Linked DNA regions of Homo sapiens: all the other regions are linked to region 3. Evidence: chromatin loops called from intact Hi-C (ENCODE). Cell type or tissue: PC-3. All regions are shown on one strand.

The links. Peaks named below come from ENCODE experiments on the same cell type or tissue, not always from the same donor. Only the 100,000 strongest peaks of a DNase experiment are listed, where the experiment ranks them.
Region 1: it touches region 3 in a loop (2.7-fold over the local background); 5 of 110 quality-filtered maps call a loop at or near these places.
Region 2: a loop joins it to region 3, with 11 times the contacts of the local background. A loop is called at or near these places in 17 of 110 quality-filtered maps.

Annotation. Positions count from the first base shown.
Region 1 is chr12:58,171,568-58,179,567 of GRCh38, forward strand. It overlaps LOC105369786 (a long non-coding RNA gene), which reads right to left and starts at 6,427. Exons shown (of 3, transcript XR_945004.3): 1 at 6,355-6,427; 2 at 5,747-5,910; 3 at 4,969-5,088. RefSeq lists an enhancer at 1,104-2,303. In PC-3, CTCF peaks have their summits at 4,908 (motif pointing right) and 5,110; a DNase peak (open chromatin) is centred at 4,914.
Region 2 is chr12:58,299,423-58,307,422 of GRCh38, forward strand. No RefSeq gene overlaps it. Among named protein-coding and RNA genes, the nearest start is that of LINC02403, 220 kb to the left of the region's middle. In PC-3, a CTCF peak has its summit at 3,143; a DNase peak (open chromatin) is centred at 3,189; H3K27ac peaks cover 713 bases.
Region 3 is chr12:57,979,074-57,987,073 of GRCh38, forward strand. It overlaps the pseudogene ST13P8. Among named protein-coding and RNA genes, the nearest start is that of ATP23, 42 kb to the left of the region's middle. In PC-3, a CTCF peak has its summit at 4,234 (motif pointing right); DNase peaks (open chromatin) are centred at 4,248 and 5,228.

The DNA of each region.
Region 1 (8,000 bases), 190 kb after region 3:
GATTGACTTTGTATATTGATGGAAGTCCTTCCTGACCATGTTATTATTCATTGCAACAATTTTAGTTAGTTAATTATTTATTACATTGTTCCCCCTAGTAGATGTAATGGAACAAGAATCTTTATACAAGGACTATACAAATGCTGTCCTTCTACCTTATATAATGGAAGGCACTTTTGCCAGTTCAAGATAATTGCTATCATTAAATATTGATAGAGCATAGCTGTTTTTTTTTTAAATTTCTAGAAGTAGAAATAGAGGAAAGAACTCTGGGAAATATAATCAATGTGTCCTGGACTTATCATCCAACGGGCACCAGGTCTCAAGGAGGAAGAAAATTATTTGGGAGAAGAATGCTTTTCTTTTTGATTTTTAATAAGAGACCTCCCAGGTGCTGACTATTGTCTGAGCTGTGAGAGAAAGGAGACATTTTACAAGGCAGAAGGGAAGAAAGAACAAGCACTTTTAAAGATCAAGCCAGAGTACAACTGTGTGTGTTCTTTAACCTTGGGCATGCTGCCCAGAAAAGAATGCAGAAGGAAAATATAAGTTGGCTTCTGCAATTGGAGTAAGACTAATTAGAAGAAGGAGGCAGAGGTCTTTGAGATCACTATACGGAATGGAGTCTCAGGCTGAACGATTAAATCTGAAACAACAGCAGGCCTTGGACAGATGAAAGCAAATCAAATTGTGAGTGGGAGTCAACTTTGCCTCAAGCAGGCTAAAGAACAGAGAAGGCAAGTCATAGGGTCCTCTCCAGCAGGGCCCTAGCCCGCCTGGAAAAGGCAGAGTTATGCCCTCTTCCTCCTTTCCCAGAGCAATTGGAGTGGTTTTATTCTCATAAAAATAAAATAAATGTATTCATTCACTTTCTCTTTCCAAAAACGGTTTGAAGAGTTAATAGAACATTAAGGGCAAGCTTAAACGAAGGCAAATAACTCACAAAGGGACAATGTGGGGGTCTCAAGTAGGAGTTTCTGCCCTAGGACCGGTGGAGGGGATGGATTTGCCTCGTTGCTTTGGTGATAGCGTGCGATGGCGGCGGTGGGAACAGGAGCTGTTTAACACGTGATCGCTGTGTGTGTGCGTGTTTGTGTGTAGGAGTGGTTTGCCTTAACCACCTATCACTAGGCTTCACAGATTTGGAAGGGAGTATGTGTTTCACTTAGGACCCAGAGAATGGGGATATATGGGGTACTTCCCTAACATTTAGACGCCCTGCTGTCTCCTAGTCTGGTCATGAATGCTTCTGAGGAGGTCTCAGGACGCTTGACGTCATCAGGTGGAACCGCGCACGCACTTCCTCCCTCTGCCAGTTCTCAAGTCAGCACAGCCCCGGGACCCCACGGTGTGGAAACACCACCCCACTGGTTCTCCTAGGGCAGTGTGGACATTGTTTGGCCATCTTTTTCCAGCTCTCAATTTTTTTTCTCAGGTGCATCTCGATGAGATGAGACCCAGCAAAAGAAAAGAAACCTTAACCTGGGATCGAAAAAAAGCATTTGAAATAAAATCAATCATCTTAGAATCAGGGCGTGGCAAAGGAACACTCAGGACTGTGGGTAGTGGTAGGACACACTCACATGTCTCACACAGATGTGCAAAGGAAATAGAGTTTGTTTCTTAAAACTTACGCGATCTTCCTTACCGACCGCACTCTCCTGGATGGTAGTAGTTAGGGAAAGACGCGGAAACCAACTTTAAACTTGCCAATTAACGCTATTCCAGAACCTTGGGATTTAAATAGTCGCTCTCGGATGACTTAGTTTCTTTTGGGTAAGTGTTTAGTCGTTTATATTTCCACCTCATGCCCCTCCCCCTCTAGGATGGCCCCTGGATAGATCAGGGTGTGGGGCATGTGTGACCTCACGTTAGCAGGGTAGACACGGGAGTTTCCGATGCATGCGGGGCCCTTTGCATCCTCACTGGTCTTTACTGCGTGATAGCTGAACTAGTCTGTTCCCTGAGCTGCTGTTGGAGATGGGCCTATCTGGCTACTTGGAGATCAGGTACCTAGCACCGAGTTCATGCTTTTGCCTCTGGCCATGCAGTTCTTGGATGCTGTAACCGTTTTATCCTGATTGCAATCCTCCACAGGCCCTCCTGTCCTGGAACACCTGATCCAGGGCGGACAGGAGGTCCCAGATCTCTTGTGAACCTTCCTGGGCCTTGGGAAGCCAGGAGCGCTGCCAGGGCCCTTCTGTTTAGCCTCCTCTCTCTACCAGTCTGAACTTTTGTTCCCATGCTATTTGGGATGAGGCCCTGGGTATGTTTACTCTTGTGCCTTGCAGGCTCCCCAAACTATGCCGAGGGGAGCTTGCCAGTACAAATCCCACTAACTCATGTGCTCGCCCATATCTACCTGGATGCTTCTACCGTGTCTTTTCCTCCCAGGGTTTCGCTTCAGAGGCGATAAGTGAAATCATGAGTATTTTATCTGTTATTGCTTCTCTCTCCTCCCCATATTCCACTGGGGTTTGAAACACGAAGGGCTTCCATTTTCTCTTCCTGTCTGGTCGGAACTTTCTTGACCCTATACTCTCCTTCTTCTTGCGGTGGCATGTACTTTCCCTCCCACCACAGCGTAATGATGAAATGACTGCCAGGGAACCCTCACCATACATCAGTAATGGTTTCACAAATATTTTTCCCATTATGTGTATCAGGAGACAGTGGTGAGCCCCTTTGTCCTTACAATTGTTATGGAAGTTTTCTTTTGTAACAGTTGTCCAGAAATGGAATAGGACTGGTGATTGCTCAAATACTATTTATGGTTTACTATTTAAACATTAAAACTATGAATGTGGAAACAGAAACCTTTGCCTCTGTAAATTGAGCATCTGCAATTTTTGTGTTACAAACTACCATTAACCCTCTTTGTTTTCAGAGCTTGGGATGTTGCAAAGGTCCTGAAAAAAATTTTTGCAGTTTGGCTGGAAATGTTCATGCTTGATTTCAACACATTTACAGAGCATTCACAGGAAATAATTGCAAGTTCACACAATATGCTCTGTGGGTGTGATTCGGATCAGCTCTCAAGAGCACGGAATGAAGGCTTTCAGCCATTTAGGCAAAGAAACATTAAAATAATGATAAAAGGATCCCACTGCAATTGAAGGGAGTGAAAAAGAATTAGATAGTAAGGCACACATTTTATCTTCCTTGGGATCAAAAGCTGCTGGGCACACCAGTGGATCTGAATTCTATTATATTGAGAAGTATTCTTAGGGTTTTAAGGATTTGAGCCATGTTAGTTTTGTTTGTTGAATCCTGGTCATAGTAACATTTCACTTCATGGGGGAATAATAGGAGGTAGCAGGGAAGGCTCACAGAATGGAGCTTACTCTTTATGAGAAAAAAATGTGCTAAAGATTTGAGACTTTATTGTTACCAAATGTGGAAGAAAGTATTTTTATGATGCCAGTCTTGTCTCCTGAGACCTCTGAGTTGCTAAACATTGATCTAAACACTGTGAGGGCTGAACAGGAAAATGCGAGATGGGACCCTTACCTTAACATTCATATGAGCTGTTTTGGGGGGTAAAACATGCTTCTGTGGAAGGACTAAATGCAAGTTAACACAAATTAAAGTGTGCCCAGCCTAAGAAACAGAAATCTGAAAACCTGAACACAGAAGACCAAAATCTTAGAGTATATAAAACAGTGATTTGCATAGCCAATGATCAAATATAGGATATACTAAAAATGTAAATATATGCTTCAATTTATTAATAATGATAGCTTGCATCTGTGTTGCCCTTGACTGTTTTCACAGCATTTTCACATACTTATTTTCACACTTCTCACTACTGTTGACCTATTGACCCATTTTTCTGGGACGCAGATATAAGGCAATTGTTAAAGTGTCATACAATTATTATGCCATAGAATCATCACTACTATTTCCTTTTCAGTTGGTTTTTAAAACAATTTTTTCTTTTGGTAGAGACATCTCACTCTGTTACCCTGGCTGGTCTTGAACTCTTGGCCTCAAGCAATCCTTCTGCCTTGGCCTCCCAAAGTGCTGAAATTATAAGCTTGAGCTACCATGTCTGGTCTGATTTAACTTAGTAAGAATATTGCTTTTACCATAGCACTGTACTCCAAAAATCCTATGTCTACTACAAAAGTTTTTAGTTTCACTGTTGAATTTTTTCATGAGATAGACAGAAATACTGGAAATACTGGAGCTATTTTTGGAATTAACTGATATTGTATTTGAAACTTCAGTAATGACAATGACATAAAACTGACAGTTTCAACTTTTGAAGTTTTTTTCTGCTTATGGAGTCACTCCACACAGCTTTCACTTTACCTTTTGTATATGCACAGAAATATTTGGAATAAAAAGTAAGTGAAATTTATTTAGAAGAACAGTCATTTGATATAAATAAAAAGTCATGCCTCACAGAATAATACATAAACACATGTTCTGCAGCTGAAAGTGCTAAATCTTCATCTCTGGGCATAGTCGTCTTAAAATAATTAACTTTTGAAGTAGATGAGGATGCTTCTTAGGTTTGTCTTCAGGTTTTCATGTGGTCAGTGATATCACGATGGCCCTCATGGTGGATGGTAAGTAAGTCTTAACAAATGTTCTTGAGACGTAGAAATTCAATACTTAATTTTTTATTAATAGGCACTTTTAAAAAGATCATTGCAGCTGAAGAGTTTATTACAAAATAAAAAAATTACTGAACACCATATTATAAATGACAAAATCACTTTGGTAAGAGCTTTCAGACTACTTTCTATGATACATTCTATGGTGAAACTGTTCAGACTGTACTCTGATATGTAATGTAATTTCCCACATTTCCCTCTCAATGGTTAGCTGGGAGCCTGGCGTCTCTATGCATTTAGGCATTTCACACAGGCTGGTCCACCTGGCTTATTCATGAAATCGCCAGCAGAGGGAGGAATGATGAGTAGTCTCCTACCACCCGACACTGGAAGTTCGCGAGTGCTTGGATCTGAGTATCTTTTGTCATGTGGGCTTGTATCTGAGTATCTTTTGTCATGTGGGCAAGCATGCACCCTGCATGCTGTTCTTGAAAGTGAGCTATTAATCACGTTGCTCTGAAAAGGGCTGGGAAAAGAGAGATGGATTGTTGATCATCTTTTCGTTTTAAACCATGTGTTAAAGTTAGATCTCTGTTCACTGCCCTGTGTGCCTTACACAAAGCCAAGTAAGAATTATGGCAGAAGCTGGAAGTACAAAGTGGAAGTCTACCAAACCTATCCTGACTTATTTTAATGCAGCTTTAATAAAAATTCCTCAAATGGGACAAATGCTAAACTAGTCCTGGGTCAACAGGCATAAGCCAGTGCTGGCCCAGGGATGAGGAGAATGATATTCACTCTAGTTAAGGACAAGCAACCTCTTTTCTTTACCACATCTTATCCCTTCACATTTGAAACTTTCTTCTCTGCCCCAGATGGATCTCTTCTCTAAGTCAAGCATCCTTATTTCTTTCCTCTGTTCATCATATGAGGTGGATCCCTGCATTGTCCCCTTTTTGGGTGAAGGGTAGGACTACTCAGTGTCCAGACTTTGACTTCATGTTTGATGAACTGTTCAACTAGTTGTTTCTACCTGTGTGGATTAGCTTCTCTGGCTCTGCCCTTTGACATGATGGGCTTAAGAGGGGTTTATAGGAAAAGAAACTGAGGGACCAAATAGGCAACCATTTCGTGTTCCCAGTTCTACCTGAAGAACAAGTGTGATCCCATCCTGTTCATTTTACCTCTGTCCTGTACTGTCTTCTTCATCTGCTTCCTTCATGACATTTCAGAGCTCTCTGTGCATCTGGGTCTGTCTCACGTTATGCAAAAGCAGGTGTAGAGGCCACTGAGTCTGCTTTCTTTATCTAATCACAGTGGTCTAGCTCACCTTCATGCTTCCTTTAACCTGGGGGATAGATATGCTTACCACATCCTGTATTTTTTTTTCCCAAGACTTGACCTCCCAGGCTCAAGTGAGTTTACCGCCTCAGCTTTCCAAGCAGCTGGCACAACAGGTGTGCACCATGATGTCTGGCTAATTTTTTGTATTTTTGTAGAGATAGAGTTTTGCCATGTTGCCCAGGCTGGTCTCAAATGCCTAGGCTCAAGCCATCCATCTGCCTCAGCCTCCCAAAGTGCTGGGACTACAGGCATGAGCCACCATGCCTGACCCTTTGTTGTTCTTATAGAACTCATGTATTACTGTAAATGAGCACCCTTCTAATGATAAAGATATACTTTGTTCTAGAAACAGAATTAAAATAATTTCTTAGATTTCTTCTGTGGCTTATTTCCACAAAATGTGATCCATGCCCTTATGGAACTACTGGTTGCTCTTTAACTTAGATACCTGTTGTGTGAACCATCAGGCATGAGGAACACACTAGTTCTCTAATCTCCTGCTAGAGATGCTTCCCTAGATCTCCTTTCCCTACTTCATCTGTGTTCATTACATTCTCCCCACATTGCTCCAGGCAGAAGGTGAAAACATCGGGGCAGGAGATAGCAAGGAGGTGAGCGCAAGACTGGACAACTTCACAAAGTGATTAGACAGAGCAGAGGACTGTAGAAGGTGGTGAAAGTGATTCCTGTCTCACTCTTCACCCATAAAAATGGTGCAGAACTTAGATTTGTCAGTAGGATCATAGAATGCTGCTATTACTGATCAGAATCTTTGCAATCATATGGTTCCAATCCCTTCATTTCATAAAAGAGAAATAAGAAGTTGAAGGAGGCATCAGTCTGGGAGTAGAATATGGGTCTCTTAATTCTGTTCATCACCATATCTTCTTATTCATGGGTGCCTGGCATAGCAAAAGCTGGGGGGCAGAGGAGAAAAGACTAGGAGTATTGGAAAGAGTATTGTTTTGGGAGTCAGAAAATTTATGTTCTAGTACCAGCTCTGCCATCAAATATCTGTGTAATTTTAGGGAGTCAATTTGCCTTTCTAAACATTAGTGTTCTCATTTATAAATTGATAATATCTAAAGTCTCTTTCATTTCTAAATCTCCACTGAATTGCTGCTTTCCTTCTAGCATTCACTAAGATTTACTTTTAGCTAGATTCTATTCTAAATACATAATCATATTTAACCTTTAAGGAATTCTGAGGTATATTCTGTTATTATTCTATTTTACAGATGAGGAAACTGGAAAGCAGAGAGGTTAAGTAACTTGCTCAAAGTCATGGGACTAATAAATGGAAGATGAAACATGACTCCAAAACCCACTCAGTGGGTGAAAGATAAATGTGTGTGTGTGTGTGTGTGTGTGCGCACGCACAAATGAAGGAGCTTCGGAATCTGCAATATTCACTGAGAGGGGTGTCCAGTAATAAAGAGCTGAGAAACATTGGCTTGAGTCCTACAAGCCTATGTAAGATATATATTTTGAATACATTTATGGACTGCTGTTGCCAGTCGAAGTCTTTTTGCAAATTGTCAAAAATGAAAGCATTTTCTTATTGAGCAACCAGGCACAAGTGGCATAGCTCTTAATTCTTAGATCTCAGAACACTTACCAATCACTCTGGCTTCATAAAATGCCTTTGTTCACCTTGGCTTGCAATCACATTTCCCTGATTCCTTCTTTGAGTTAAAATATTTTTCTCTACTCTTCTGAAACAGAGGCTAAAATTAATAGACAATATTACAACAGGCAATTCGTAATCAGAGAATTGATTTAAGACCTATTATGACAGGTAAGCAAAAGTGAAATTTTAATGAGGGCTTGGAACAACACTTTTTCCTCTTTGATTCCTCAAATGACTGATGGTTTGTCATTTTTAAAAGGGCTTATATTTTGCACTGTCATTATGCTAGGTATAATGCCATATATTCTCTCCTATGAGGTGGTTTCTCAAATAGAACATACCTGAAGTTTTCCATCTCCCAAGGAAAAATGCTCATAGCATTACTTCTTGAAGTGCATAGTTCTTATAAAACAGTAATCTTCAAAATCTTTTGCTTTATTGAGAAATAATTTACATGCACAGAC
Region 2 (8,000 bases), 320 kb after region 3:
AATGATACAGATGATGTACCAGATAGAACAGAACAAAAGACAATCAAATTTTTAGGTGCACATTAGGCCTGTCTCTGGAGAAGTTCTATTTTCTTAACATAGTAAGTCTTATGTGTCTCTGGTTTACAACATGTTGTGAAATTTGAGATAGGTCTTATATTTAAATAACTTGTGGGATTATGTGGTATGTTTTATTAGTAGCTATAAGTCATTTAATCCTATTCTATAAAAATAGTCTTATTCTATTGGAAGAAAAGACTGAGAACATTAGAAGAAAATGTGTGGAGAGGAAAAAGAGGAAATTAATATTTGTTCAGTGTTTACTGTGGATTAAGCATTTTACATTTATTAATTATTTTGAACCTTACAACAGCCCATGAGGTGGGTATTATGATCCCATTTGCTGACCAGAAATGGAATCTTAAAAAAGTCAAGAGGCTTACCCAAAATCACACATTTAGTAGGATTTGTTGGGGGCTGCAGCTCCACAGTGGCTGAGCTGGTTTTTCTTTCGGAAGAACTGGAGAAAAACAATTTTCCCACAATAGGCACAAGGCCTTAGCACCGACCTTCTCAACTATCTCAACTAAAATAGGACACTATGGTGATTCATGTTTAAATTTATTCAGTGTTTAGTAAATTTTGTAACACATTGAAATGGGTGAGATAAACTTGAGGGAAAAAGGCTCAACAAAACAATTCCTTTTATATTAAAAATAAACAAATCAAGAACCACAAAAGAAAGCACGAAAATAATTATGTATCAAAGTCAGAGGAGGCTTTGAAATGCTGTTTATTTGGGCACGTGACAAGTTTTTAATTTTTTGTTGCTTTTCAAGATTACCATCTTCTTGTCCATCTGGTTTTCTGAAGAGTGGGCAGAGGATGAAGAACTGACAAGATTAAATACAAGTTTACAGCCTCGATTTTACTTTCTATTGTGTTTTTTCTCTGGCATCACCTGGCTTAATGAGAAGTAGCCATTTGATGAGGACAGGCTTTATTCTTGAGAAGCACTCTCTTTCCTTCCAAGGTTAAGTTTAAAGACAAAATCCTTCCGTTTCATTCAAGTTCTGGCATTCACAGCCTGTGAGGTCACTTTAAGACATCTCAGATTTTGTTGTGACAAAGAAAAATAACCCAGGTTTTGTGCACCCACGTACAAACCTAATTTGGTGATTCCTAAAATTTTCTGTCAGCTTTCTGTAGGCAGGAGGTTAAAAAAGGTAGCTGTTTAATCTCTGTTTAATCCTCAAAGTATGTGCCAAAAAAGGATTTTTCATATGATAGTGAAAATAGCTCTTTCATGCATATTTTCACCAGCAAAAGGTTTAAGTAGGATTTTGAAATATCTTCAGTCACCCCTTTACCTATCTGAGTTATTCTTATTTCAGTGATGCCATTGGCACCTTGTCAGAGATGTTCGGGGACAGAGGCATTCTAGTAGGAAATTTAAAACTAAAAGAGAGATGAGACAACTTTGTTACCCAGCTGAATCATAATTGTGTTTTAAGAAGCTGATGGTACTTCAGGAACACTAAAATACAGATAGCATATTATTATTATTAGGATTATTAACCATTATAATATTGTTAATTGCTGTCACCGAGCTACTGTACAACAAAGCCTTAAACCCAACTCCCGTCTTTCTGAGCCCAGAGCCCAAGCTTTCCTAACCACCGTATTATATTGTTTCTTTGACCCTCCTTCTCCACCCACCCAGCACTCACTCCAGGCCAGCTAATTGCCGCTTCTTGCAGAATTTCCTCATCATGACACATCTGTTCCGATTTGTAGCTCTCTGTATATGTGATGGTCCCACCTGCTGGGCTGTCATGTCTTTGAAAATATGGTCAATGCCTTATATATTACTGTATTTTAAGCCATGAATGTAACAGAAATGCAGATTCAGTCACTTGTTACTTGCACAGTCCGATTAACAGCAAGGTCTGACATAAAGAAAGTGACTTTTGGCCAGTGCGGTGCCTCATGCCTGTAATTTGAGCATTTTAGGAGGCCAGGATGGGCAGACTGCTTGAGGCTAGAAATTCAAGAGCAACCTGGGCAACATGGTGAAACCTCATCTCTACCCAAAATAAATAAATAAATAAATAAATAAATAAATAAATAAGCCAGGTGTGATGGTGTGCACCTGTAGTCCCAGATACTCAGAAGGATCATGTGAACCCGGGAGATGGATCGAGGCTGCAGTGAGCCATGATCATGCTACTGCACTCCAGTCTGAGTCTGGGCAACAGAGTGTGACCCTATCTCAAAAAACAAAACAAAACAAAAAAACAAGAACAAAATTAAAAACAAAGCAATTATTTATTCCAAAGCTAGCTTAGGGGAAGAAGTACAGGCTACCTGCCTTAAAGGTATTGCTTCTCTTCTGGGGCAGAAAGCAAGGGCTTTTAAAGGGGAACTTGGCATGAACGGCACACAGGGAGGGATGCAACAGGTGGGGATCTATGTGACTTCGTGCCTTATCCACCGAGTGGTCAGCCTGGCGTCATTGAGGGCAGAACTAGATTGTAAAGTGGCCATTGTTTCAAGATGCTCTACCAGTGGGAAAGAGTTTCATAGCAGGCTTACTTTAAGTGTAAATTGCTCAAGGCAATCTCCTGGTGGGAGAGGTCTCAGCTCTGAAGCTTCTAAGCACACAGTTAGATGAACTTGCCTTGTAGGGAGTGTCTGGTGAAGGGAAGGTAGAAGGTTATAATTACATTTCTAAAGAGCCAAGTAGGAAGTGGGGAACAGGGGAAGAGGAGGAAAGAGGAAGAAAAAAAATTAAAAAATAACTCATTCTTTTTTTCCTAGAAAAATGGGGGGTCCTTGATTACGTTAGTGGGTAGTTTCCATTTTCTTGGCACAGAATTGTCTCTTCATAAACGTTTGTTTAGTGAATGATTACTCTCCTGAATAGTTACTATTTTATAACTTTATTCTTTAATGCACATTTTTGGAGTACAAAACTTCAGAAATAGAATCAACATTTTTAATAATTGTCAGGCTTCACACAGAAAGAGGAGACTAGTTAAATAAACTCATCTTTGAAAAGGTCTTTTAAGACTCTCCCCCAACCATCACAAAACACAGGAAGAGGAAGCAGTAAAGCAAACCTGTGGCTTTGGGAGACACCTACTGCCAGAAAGGATTGCAGTTTGGGGTGGAAATATTTCTGATACCCAGGTTGGTGTTGTGCCAATTGTGACAGTTGGCAAATACAACAGTTTTTATTGTATTTGCTTTTAAGAAAATATTCACATCCCTTTGAGTACAGGTTCCCTGTAGTATCTAAATCAATAGTGCCTTTAGACTCCATGTGACATTAATCCAACAAGAAAATCAGGTTCTCGTGCACCCAGATTTCCACTTGTACCTGTCACAATCAATTAAATTGATAGTGATTACAGAGAGATTACTTGGCTTGCTGAAGACCACATGGCCAGGAAGAAGGTTCAAGGCCAGAGCCCAGGCCTTTTGCTCCAGTGTACTTTACATTTACCAGCTGCCTCTGGGCTAGAAAAACTGCAGTTGTGTTTTCTGCTCTTACTTCAAGAGGTTGTTATATATCATGAGGTTAAGTACCTGATAGTTGTAGGCAGACTGTAATATATACAAATGAAGAGTACTAATATTAAATCTAGCAGATTAACCACAAGCTTTCCTCTCTGTAGACTCAACCAGGCAAATCTGGCCTCTTAAAGTTTGCTGAACTGTCTAATTCCAGGAAAAATCTGCCTTAAAAAATCTCAAGCACCCAAACTGTGAAAATAAAAATTAAAAGAACTTATGTCCCGTTGATGTTTAAGAATAAACAGACTTTTAGAAAACTCAGTGTTACGGCAAAAAAGAGACTGAAGAAAGATATCTGTGAAGTTCAAAATTTTGGGAGTAGTTTTTTCTTTTACCTTTTCATTTTATCGGCCTGCCTGTATCCACAATGGTAATTCTTTATTTTTTTCCCCTAGGTTTGACTTTTTTTCTCCCAACTCAAGAAAGTCCTACTGAGAGAAAATGCTTTGCAGAATTGTTTAATTATCACTAGATTTCTCAAAAAAAATTGTGACAGGGACTAATAATTCAGATTCAATGTTCAGTCTCTTTTTTCTACCACAATAGAACCACTGGTTTTTAGCTGTGCACCTGGCTTCTAGAACAAAAACTCTTATTTACAAACCTACCTTTTAGCCAGGTGTGACCATGTGACTAATCACTGGCCAATGAGATATGAGGAGCAGAGACGTGTTGGACTTCTGAAACTCTTACCTCCTGAAAGCGGGTGGGAATAATGTTCCCCCTTTTCCCACCCTCTTTCTTTATCCTGCTGCTCAAAATGTGGATTAAGATGAGCTACTTTGCACCAGGTAGATGAGAACAGAAACCTGAGGCTGTTGGAACCTGGGTCTTTTTTTGCATGTGACGGGGTTTTGCTCTGTTGCCCAGGCTGGAGTACAGTGGCATGATCATAGCTCACTGCAGCCCTGAACTCCTGGTCTCAAGTTTTCCATCCTGCCTCAGTTTTCCAAAGTGTGAGGACTACAGGTGTGAGACACTACATCCAGATGAGCCTAGATCTTTTAATGCATTTGCAAAACAGGGCTGTCCTACCAGCTTTCATGACTAGAAAGAAATGAACTTCTGTCTTAAGACACTGCTATTTTGGGCCTATTAAACATATAGCCAAATTTATATATACCCAATATAAATGCAGAGAAGGTGGCAGATTATTTTCAGATCAGAAATGAGTTTGAGGGCTGGGCACGGTGGCTCATGCCTGTAATCACAGCACTTTGGGAGGCCGAGGCAGGTGGATCACGAGGTCAGGAGATTGAGACCATCCTGGCTAACACGGTGAAACCCCATCTCTACTAAAAATACAAAGTATTAGCCGGGCGTGGTGGCCTGTCCCTGTAGTTCCAGTTATTCAGGAGGCTGAGGCAGGAGAATCACTTGAACCAGGGAGGCAGAGGTTGTGGTGAGCCAAGACTGTGCCACTGCACTCCACCCTGGGTGACAGAGTGAGACTCCGTCTCAAAAAAAAAAAAAAAAAAAAAAAAAAAAAGTAAAGAAATGAGTTTGAAATAAAATAATGATAAAATAGAATAAGAAAATTATCTTGTCCATATACTGACTATTCTATGGTGGCTAAACTTACAATAATGACTTGAATATCTGTTGGTGGACAAAAGCAAAGAGAGAATTCAAAACTCTGTGAATCAAGATTTATTTTATTACATATTAGCACCAAAAAACTAGGTATTCAAGTCTTCCATAATAATTTCATTCAGGTCAGGTCTATATTTCAAGCAATGGGCATTACTGATGAACTGTTTCATCGGACAACAACAATCAACTATCTAATTTATCTCGTGTTTGAGAGAAGAATGCTTGCTGTTAATGAGGAATTCTATCTTCTCAAGATGAGGGCTTTAGAAGGAATATCTGACCTGTTAATAGTTTGAAAAGACTTTAAGCCAATCTCAAGTCGCAGTAAATCTCAAACTTTGTAATTAAAATTAAGCAAATGTTCATGCATCGTTTTTAATTTGTGTTGTATTGAAAAGCTTAGGAAAAGAAAACTATGTGAGGAGATTAGGAGCCAGGGTGGGCAAGCCTGAATCTCACAGCGAGGAAGGAGGAACCAAAGTGTGATGAATCTTACAGAGTGTGATGATAAAGTTATGAGATAGACACCCATGAGAATAAATGAACTTGCCTTACAGACTAGATGGTTGCAACTTCATAGCTTCCTAGGGAATTTTACTATGTTTACTATCTTACTTACATAGTTTGTTTTTAGCCTATGTCAACCATATAGGCTATCAAACATGTGGCAAAGCTAGACGTTTTAATTTCCTGCCTTTCCCAAAGTAACAAGTTAGTTCTTTTCCAGTCTGTATGATGGTTTGGAAAATACAATAAACTAAACATACTCTTGCAGACACATGTGTGTGTACACACACACACACCTGCTCATCTATAGTAAATGTCTCTTGATTTTGATGAAGCACTGGATGCCGTGCTTGTATATTTCCTTACACATTCACTAATGTGGTCCCCACCACTATCTGTGAGGTGGGTATTTTATTATCCCCAACTTATAGATGAAGAAACAGCGACCATTTTTTGAGTGCTCTCTATGTATAGAGTGCTTCAAATACATCATTCCATTATTTAAGTATGTATTTTGATGTATTTAGTTTTTAATCTTTAAAGCCAGGTACACTGAGTGCTTTTTTTTTGAGACAGAGTCTCGCTGTGTGGCCTGGGCTGGAGTGCAGTGGTGCGATCTTGGCTCACTGCAACATCTGCCTCCTGGGTTCAAGTGATTCTCCTGCCTCAGCCTCCTGAGTAGCTGGGATTACAGGCCCGCATCACCATGCCCAGCTAATTTTTGTATTTTTAGTAGAGATGGGGTTTTACCATGTTGGCTAGGCTGGTCTTGAACTCCTGACCTTGGGTGATCTGCCCGCCTCGGCCTCCCATAGTGCTGGAATTACAGGCAGGAGCCACTGCACTCGGACAATTTTTGGTTTTTATGAAGGTGATTTTTGGGTGTAGATAGTTGTTAAATTGGTGTCCTTGTTGGGGAATGATTGGTAGAGACTTCTATTCCTCTATCTTGCCAAAAATCTCCTAATTTTTAAATTGTATATGTTTAAGGCATACAACATGATGTTTTGACATAGTGAAATAATTACTACAGTCGAGCCAATTACTATATCCATTGTCTCACATAATTACCTTTTTTAATGTCGTAAGAGCACCTAAAATCTACTCTCTTAGGAAATTTGCAGTATACAGCACAATATGATTAACCATAGTCTTCATGCTGGACAGGTATATCTTGTTTTATTGCACTTCACAGATATTATGTTTTTTACCAATTAAAGGTTTGTGTGGCAACCCTGCTTCAAGCAAGTCAATGGGCACCATTTTTCCAACAGCATGTGCTGACTTCATGTCTCTGTTTCACATTTTGGTAATTCTGGCAATATTTTAAACTTTTTCACTATTATATCTGTTATGGTGATCTGTGATTAGTCATCTTTGATGTTACTATGGTAATTGTTTTGAGGCTGCATGAACTATGCCCATTTAAGATGACAAACTTACTCAGTAAATATGTGTGTTTTGACTGCTCCATCAGCTTGTGCCCCCATCTCTCTCCCTCTCCTTGGGTCTCCCTATTCCCTGAGACACAGCAATATTGAAATTAAGCCAGTTAATAACCCTACAATATCCTCTAAGTGTTGAAGTGAAAGAAAGAGCTGTATGTCTTTAAATGAAAAGCTAGAAATTATTAAGCTTAGCTTGGAAGACATGTTGAAAGCTGAGATAGGCTGAAAGCTAGACGTCTGTGCCAAGCAGTTAGCCAAGTTGTGAATGTAAAGGGAAAGTTCTTGGAGGAAACTAAAAATTCTATTCCAGGAAACACACAAGAAAGCAAAACAGCCTTATTGCCTATATGGAGAAAAGTTTGAGTGGTCTGAATAGGAGATCCACCCAGCTACAACATTTTCTTAATACAAAGCCTAACTCAGAGAAAGGCTTTAACTCTCTCCAATTCTGTGAAGGCTGAGTGAGGTGAGGAAGCTGCAGAAGAAAAGTTTGAAGCTAGTAGCAGTTGTTTCGTGAAGTTTAAGGAAAGAAGCCATCTCTATAACATAAAAGTGCAAGGTGAAGCACCAAATGCTGATGTAGAAGCTGCAGCAAGCTCTCTAGAAGATCTAGCTAGGATCATTGATGAAAGTGGCTACATTAGACAGCAGATTTTCGATGAAGATGAAACACCCTTTTATTGAAAGAAGATGCCATCTAGGACTTTCATCACTAGAGAGGAGAAGGCAATGCCTGACTTCAAAGTGACAAAGGACAGGCTGACTCTCTTGTTAGGGACTAATGCAGCTGGTGACTTTAAGTTGAAGCCTATGTTCATTTATCATTCTGAAAATTCTAGGGCTCTTAGGAAGTATATCAAATATACTCTCCCT
Region 3 (8,000 bases):
CAAATGGAAAAACATTCCATGCTCATGGACAGGAAGAATCAACATCATGAAAATGGCCATACTGTCCAAAGTAATTTATAGATTCAATGCCATCTCCATCAAGCTACCATTGACTTTCTTCACAGAATTGGAGAAAACTACTTTAAATTTCCTATGGAATCAAAAAAGGGCCTGTATAGCCAAGACAATCCTAAGCAAAAAGAACAAAGCTGGAGCCATTGTGCTACCTGACTTCAAACTATACTACGAGGCTCCTACAAGGTTACAGTAACCAACACAGCATGGTACTTGTACCAAAACAGATATATAGACCAATGGAACAGAAGAGAGGCCTCAGAAATAACACCACACATCTACAACCATCTGATCTTTGACAAACCTGGCAAAAACAAGCAATGGGGAAAGATTCCCTGTTTAATAAATGGTGTTGGGAAAACTGGCTAGCCATAGGCAGAAAACTTAAACTGGACCCCTTCCTTACACCTTATACAAAAATTAACTCAAGATGGATTAAAGACTTAATTGAAAGACCTAAAACCATAAAAACCCTAGAAGAAAACCTAGGCAATACCATTCAGGACATAGGCATGGGCAAAGACTTCATGACTAAAACACCAAAAGCAATTACAACAAAAGCCAAAATTGACAAATGGGATCTAATTAAACTAAAGAGCTTCTGCACAGCAAAAGAAACTATCATCAGAGTGAACAGGCAACCTACAGAATGGGAGAAAAATTTTTGCAATCTATCCATCTGACAAAGGGCTAATATCCAGAATCTACAAGGAACTTAAACAAATTTACAAGAAAAAATCAACCCCATCAAAAAGTGGGAGAAAGACATGAACAGACACTTCTCAAAAGAAGACATTTATGTGGCCAATAAACATATGAAAAAAAGCTCATCATCCCTGGTCATTAGAGAAATGCAAATCAAAACCACAATCAGATACTATCTCATGCCAGTTAGAATGGTGATCATTAAAAAGTCAGGAAACAACAGATGCTGGAGAGGATGTGGAGAAATAGGAACGTTTTTACGCTGTTGGTTGGAGTGTAAACTAGTTCAACCATTGTCGAAGACAGTGTGGCTATTCCTCAAGGATCTAGAACCAGAAATACCATTTGACCTAGCAATCCCATTACTGGGTATACACCCAATGGATTATAAGTCATTCTACTATAAAGACACATGCACATGTATGTTTATTGCAGTATTATTCAGAATAGCAAAGACTTGGAACCAACCCAAATGCACATCAATGATAGACTAGATAAAGAAAATGTGGCACATATGCACCATGGAATACTATGCATCCATAAAAAAGGATGAATTCATGTCCTTTGCAGGGACGTGGATGAAGCTGGAAACCATCATTCTCAGCAGACTAACACTGGAACAGAAAACCAAACACCAAATGTTCTCACTCATAGGTGGGAGTTGAACAATGAGAACACAACAGGTAGAGGAACATCACACACCAGGGCCTGTTGGGGAGTAGGGGGCTAGGGGAGGGATAGCATTAGGAGAAATACCTAATGTATATGACGGGTTGATGGGTGCAGCAAACCACCATGGCACGTGTATACCTATGTAACAAACCTGCATGTTCTGCACATGTATCTCAGTCCTTAAAGTATTAAAAAAAAAAATCCACAAAAATTAGCTGGGTGTGGTGGCACATGCCTGTAGTCCCAGCTACTCAGGAGGCTGAGGCAGGAGAATCGCTTGAACCCAGGAGATGGAGGTTGCAGTGAGCAGAGATCACATCACTGCACTTCAGACTGGGTGACAAAGTGAGACTGTGTGAAAAAAAAAAAGGCATTGGCTTTGAGGTGAAATATGAATGCTTAAGGCAGAATACCTCAATACCAGTTTATATTATTAATTCTGGAAAGATTTTAAAGACAATGTTATATGCACTGTTTTCTACAACGTGTCCCTATAAACCATTTTTGAGGGCATTGGAAGATTATGGTGGCTGTTTCCATATTAAAATGTTAATGTCTGAGTCAAGTTGGTGGTTTTTGAACCTGAAAGATCAAATAGTTCTATTTAATTGTATTAACCAAATTGATTTTAAACCAGCGGAATTATTTGCAGTGCTTAAAAAGTCATTATTTTCCATTCAAGTGAGATAAATGGGTCACCTTGGGATTTGCAGCTGGAGTTTTCCTTTATGATAATATATTGGGAACCAAGTCATTTGTCCTAATGACACTCTCAGCAAAGGTTCACCAAACCTGTCTTGATTAATTTTTCAAAAGCACTTGAAGAGATTTACCAATTACACTTTCAGGGGTTGATTTGATCAGCTCCACATGGTTGCACAATCTGCATCTTGCTACTTAAACTCCAACAGACCAAAATGGTTAAAAGAGGTCTGATGGAAATAAACTATGAACTCAATTCTAATGTGGTCTAAACTTGTATGCTTTAAATTACTGCATATTTGGGATGCTGCATATAAAATGATCTAATGCAAATTCTCAAATTCTGAAAAAGTAGTGAGGGAGCAAATATTAATTCCATTTTGCCAGTGAGAGATACTGTGACAGAAAACGATAAAGGAACTGAAGATGGCACACTGAACACCACCACAGGACGATTAATCGTTTTCTTTCATCTCCGCTCCCATCCTTCGTTTCTGTGGCAGTTATCATTACATTCTGGCAGTAATGTGGTGGTAAGTAATCTGCATTTTCAATTCTCACAGACATTATACAGTTCCATTTTGAAACAAATTGCTTTTTCTTTTTTGGTCTCTTCTAAAATCTTTCTTCTCAAAGTATGGTCCTTGGCTTAGCAGCAATGGCATCAACTAGTTGCTAATTAGAAATGCCCAGATTCTGCTAGATCAATCTGTTTCATTCATGTGTATATTAAAATCAAGAAGCACTCTCTGGCCAGGCGCAGTAGCTCACACCTGTAATACTAGCGACTCTGGAGCCTGAGGCAGAAGGATCTCTTGAGGCCAGGAGTTTGAGACCAGCCTGGACAACATAGTGAGACCGTGTTTCTAAAATAAATAAATAAATAAATAAATAAATAAAATTAGCCAGGCATGGTGGTGCACCTAGTCCCAACTACTTGGGAAGTTGATGTGGGAGGATCGCTTGAGGCCAAGAGTTCGGGGCTGCAGTGAACTGTGATTGTGCCACTGTACTCCAGCCTGGGTGACAGAGTGAGAATCTGTCTCAAAAACAAACACACAAAATCCCAAAAAACTTCCACAAGTTCAGCTGTGCAAGCTTGAGAATCACTGCTTTAGCATAATGTTGCATCTGGGTGGCCTCACTTTCAAACTTACCATTCGTAAAACGGAATTTTTATATGCTTTTTATATAGTATGTTTGTTGCTCCATAAAGGAAGTTGAGGAATTCAGGATTGTTCTTACTTAATCCATCCATTAATTAAATAACTCTTCTTTTAAGAACAAATGCTTTTAATCTCATGACTAACAAACCTTGTTATGTCAATTTGTGCATTAAGCATTGTTATGTGAAAACCTACTCAGCGTTTCACAAAATGTGAGGAAAGAAATAGAAAATAAAGAAATGTGTTTGGTTTTAGTCATTATTACGGTAGGATAAACTCTGATTATCATAACAGAAAAGAATTTCAATTATGAAATTCAGAGCACACATGAGAATAGATAAGGTCACTAGGTAAGATACAGGAAATCCAGTTAAATTTGAATTTCAGATCAACTGTAAATATTTTTTTTTTACCTAAGAATTTAGCATTTTTTAGTATAAGTATTTAGTAGAAATAGGTTCCATGAAAGTACCTGGGACATAGTTTTATTTGCTAAATCTGGCAACCCTAAGAAATAAGCCAGGCAAAATGAGGGGTAAATTATTATATTTATAATCATTAAAAATTGGAACCTATATGATATGCTATCAGGCCAGCTACATAAGTTACCTTTTATAGAATATTTTACAATTAAGGAGCAATAATGTATGCTGTGTTCCGTGATTGCAGCTCAATATGAAATCTCTAAGTAATTTTGATCAAGAAATTTCTTTGCGTTGATGTCGAAACACAAGCAATAATAATTTAAAATAATCCCATGCATCCTGATTACCATTCTACTAATTTTATTAATTTATGTGTAAAATGTTGAACCAAAACAATACACTGCAATGTTCTTAAAAGAAGAGGAGAGAGAGAGGAAAAAAAAAGGAGAAAAAGAAAAGCCATACCGAAATTCTGAGCTGTTGGAAAACTCAGCCAGCAGCAGAGGGCACTAATGTATCACTGATGAATTGTGCATCACAAGAGGCTTAAACATTTTTTTTTTTTTGCCTCGCACTAATAAACTTTTATTTCACTCAAATTAGAGCAATAATCTTCCATACATAAGTATTTTCCCTGCCCAATAATTCAAATAAAAAAATCCAAAATGATTAATAAAGAAAAATATAAGAATTAACAGACCCTTTAAATTTGTTTTACATATTTTTAAGGTTTAAAAAGGGTTTAAAGTTTGTAATTCCTAGTAGGAAAACATTATCTGAATGAATACTCTAATGGCAAACCACCGTAAAATGCTTCAGCTGCATTCGGGGGAGAGGGGTAGGGATTATCTTCAAAGCACTCCAGCTCTCTTGATGAGAAGGTCAGAGGTACACCGGTTTGTATTACTGCATCATCCATAAGGTGATCTAGGTTGCTTTTCCTTCAGCAATGCCTTTATTTATCGGAAGGGCATTAGGCTTGACCTCCAAATTTGGCTGACAATTTACTGATAAGATTCATAACCTTTGGATTGCTCTGGTATTTTGACATATTTGCTGGGTTCTGAGCCACATCCTGGAAGGCCACCATGACTTCTGGATCCTGCAAGGCTGCAGGAACCTCTGGATCACTAAGAATTTCATTGGGTCCAGGCCTTCTGGCCATCCTAGGTATGCCCCCTCCATTCCAGGTATTCTTCTGGGAAAATTACCAGGCATTTCCCCAGGAAAGCCACCTGGAAAAAAGCCAGACTGAGCTCCTGACTATTGTCTGGCTTCTTCCTCCCTCTGGGCTCTCTCATGCTCTTCCGAGTCTTCTTAACTCTTTCTATTCTTTCTTTGGTCTCTCGCTCTTCACGTTTTCGCTCATACTTTCTCCGATGTTCTGTAATTTCCTGTGTCCTAGGTGGAATCAGGATTTTTTTCAATGACTCTGTCACAGTCTCGGATGGCAGAATTTGGCTTCTGTAATTTGATGAAGACACTGGCCCTCTTGGCATACAAAATAGCCAAGTGAGGATTCAGCTTGATGGAATCTGTGATAAGTCAATGGCTTTCTGCAGTTCACCATCATTTAGGGCTTCAACAGCAGCCACTTTCTTATCATTTGCCTGATCCATCATCTCCTCTGTTATCTCTGCATTTTCATCTCCCATTTCTTGAGGGGCATCAGTGTCTGGTTCAATCACACCTTCATTATTAATTTCTAGATAACTTTCCTTACTGGATGGTTCATCTGCCTTTAAGTCTTCCTCCACATTCTTACTACCAGATTTTTCTTCCTTGGTATTTTCTTCTGATTTAGCTTTCTGACTAGCAGGTGGCACTTTACTCCCCATGCTCTCCACCCACTCCCTCAGGAAGCACATTTCCTTGGTGTGCAGAACGCTGAGATCCTGCTTACACATTTTCACAAAGGCCCGAAGCGTGTTCACTTCGGGAGGCGGTGGGCAAAGCTAAGGGGCTGTGGCTGGTTCCAGGCCCAGGTGCTGGCTTGGCATGACCTCGTAGAAGCAGGCGGCTGCCGGGAGACAGAACACACTAGAACCTTCCTGGCCACTGGCTCCTCTTCACCCAACGGTCTCGTGACCCCAGGTCCTCTGCCTGCTCATTCCTATTCCCTCTGCGCTGCTCCTGCCCTCTCCCTAGAACCTTCTAGAAGCGTGGCTGTTCGTGCTGTTCCCTGCCTTTCTGCGCACACATGCTCATATTCTTAACTAGGGACCAGCTCCCTGGATGGGGCAACCCCTGACATGGGTGCCTTCAAGGAGGCGGGGGATAGCAGCCCTTTCAGGGAGCAATGTCCAAGAGCATATTCTGTGGCTGCGTGCACTTGAGGCTTAAACATTTTTGTAATGCTTTGTTCAACTTAGATTTTATTTAAATATTTATTTTAATCAACTTTGCCATGCAGTGTTGTTAAAAGATTAGAAACTAAAAGCAGTTCTAGTGTACTGTTCAGCACTTGCATGACCCTAAATAACATATATATATATATATATTTGCTTAAGATCCTTCGCTAAAAAAGTACTTAACCATTTTGGCAACTGGATGTACTATGTTTCTGGTTTATGCTTGAATGCCTGGGTCTTTACAAGTGTGTTGACTGTGTGTGAGGGACCATAGGTCTAATTAAGGAAGGCAGTGGTGGATGGAGGCTTGTGAAGTTAAGGAACTAAATCTAGTTGGGTGGGAGATGGCCATGGCTGGACTGACTTAACTCCTGAACCAGACAATGAAGTGTCATATGATACATTTCTGTCCCCAGGCATACAAACCTATACAGAGGTGTGTATAAGTGCAGTAAAATTCAGGACTATTTCATTTTCCCCACAGTAATGCCTTTATGGACAGAGAAGGAGAGTTCATTTTGGCCCTCTTTGTGCTAGCCTTGGCATTGCATATATTTGATTTCATTCCAGTTTCATGACAACCCTGTGAGGTAGGTGTTATTATCATCTGTTTACAGATGAAAAAATCCCCAAGGCTGAAAGAAAGGATATATTTCAATGAACACTATCCTTGTGTATAGTGGGCACTCAACATTCATCTAATGTAGCATTTCTTAAACTTTGGTCTGTAAGACACTGGTACCATTCAAGGTTTCATAAGTTTTCCTTATCAAACAATTATGGGAAATGTTGCAAATTTTAACTGTCTCTTAGAGTTTCACAATGCACAAAAATGTTTTAAAATTTCTTAAGAAATTATGTGGTAATGCAACTTATTTAACTTTATGCTTAGGTTTCTCAATCTTATTTAGCTAAATAATTTTTCTTTTCCTCCCATTTTTAGTAGAACTACCATCCATGTGGCAAGGCATACACCTTTTGTGAAACATGTTTTGAAAAACATGGGTCTAATTATGTATGGAGTATATTTTCTGGTAGGAATTAGAGGAGTTAGTTCATTATTATCATCATTCTTAGAAAATATGTATTTGGGTGGCGATTCCTCAAGGATCTAGAAACAGAAATACCATTTTTCCCAGCAATTCCATTACTGGGTATATACCCAAAGGATTATAAATCATTCTACCATAAAGACACATGCACATGTATGTTTATTGTGGCACTATTCACAATAGCAAAGACTTGGAACCAACCCGAATGCCCATCAATTATAGACTGGATAAAGAAAATGTGGCACATATACATGATGGAATACTATGCAGCCATAAAAAAGAATGAGCCCATGTCCTTTGCAGGGACATGAATGAAACTGGAAACCATCATTCTCAGCAAACTAACACAAGAATGGAAAACTAAACACTGTATGTTCTCACTCATAAGTGTGATTTGAACACTGAGAACACATGGACACAAGTAGGGGAACATCACACACCGGGGCCTGTTTGGGCGTGGGGGCAAGGGGAGGGAGAGCATTAGGACAAATACCTAATGCATGCAGGGCTTAAAACCTAGATGATGGGTTGATGGGTGCAGCAAACCACCATGGCACATGTATACCCATGTAGCAAGCCTGCACAGTCTGCACATATATCCCAGAACTTAAAGTATAATAATAAAAAAAAGAAAATAGGTATTTGGTACCTTCAATTTGTAGGGCATTGGGATAGAATCCAGAGATATGACACAAACCCTGTTAGAGAGAGAGAGGAGTTTACAGTTTATATGAAGAGGCAAAAATGTCTTTGGTTTGAGTGGGAATGTAACTTTAACTCCAGTGCTCTTCTTTCTTTAATTTTTAGCGTAGGATGGTGGTCATGGATAACAGGGTTTCCAATGATTTCTTA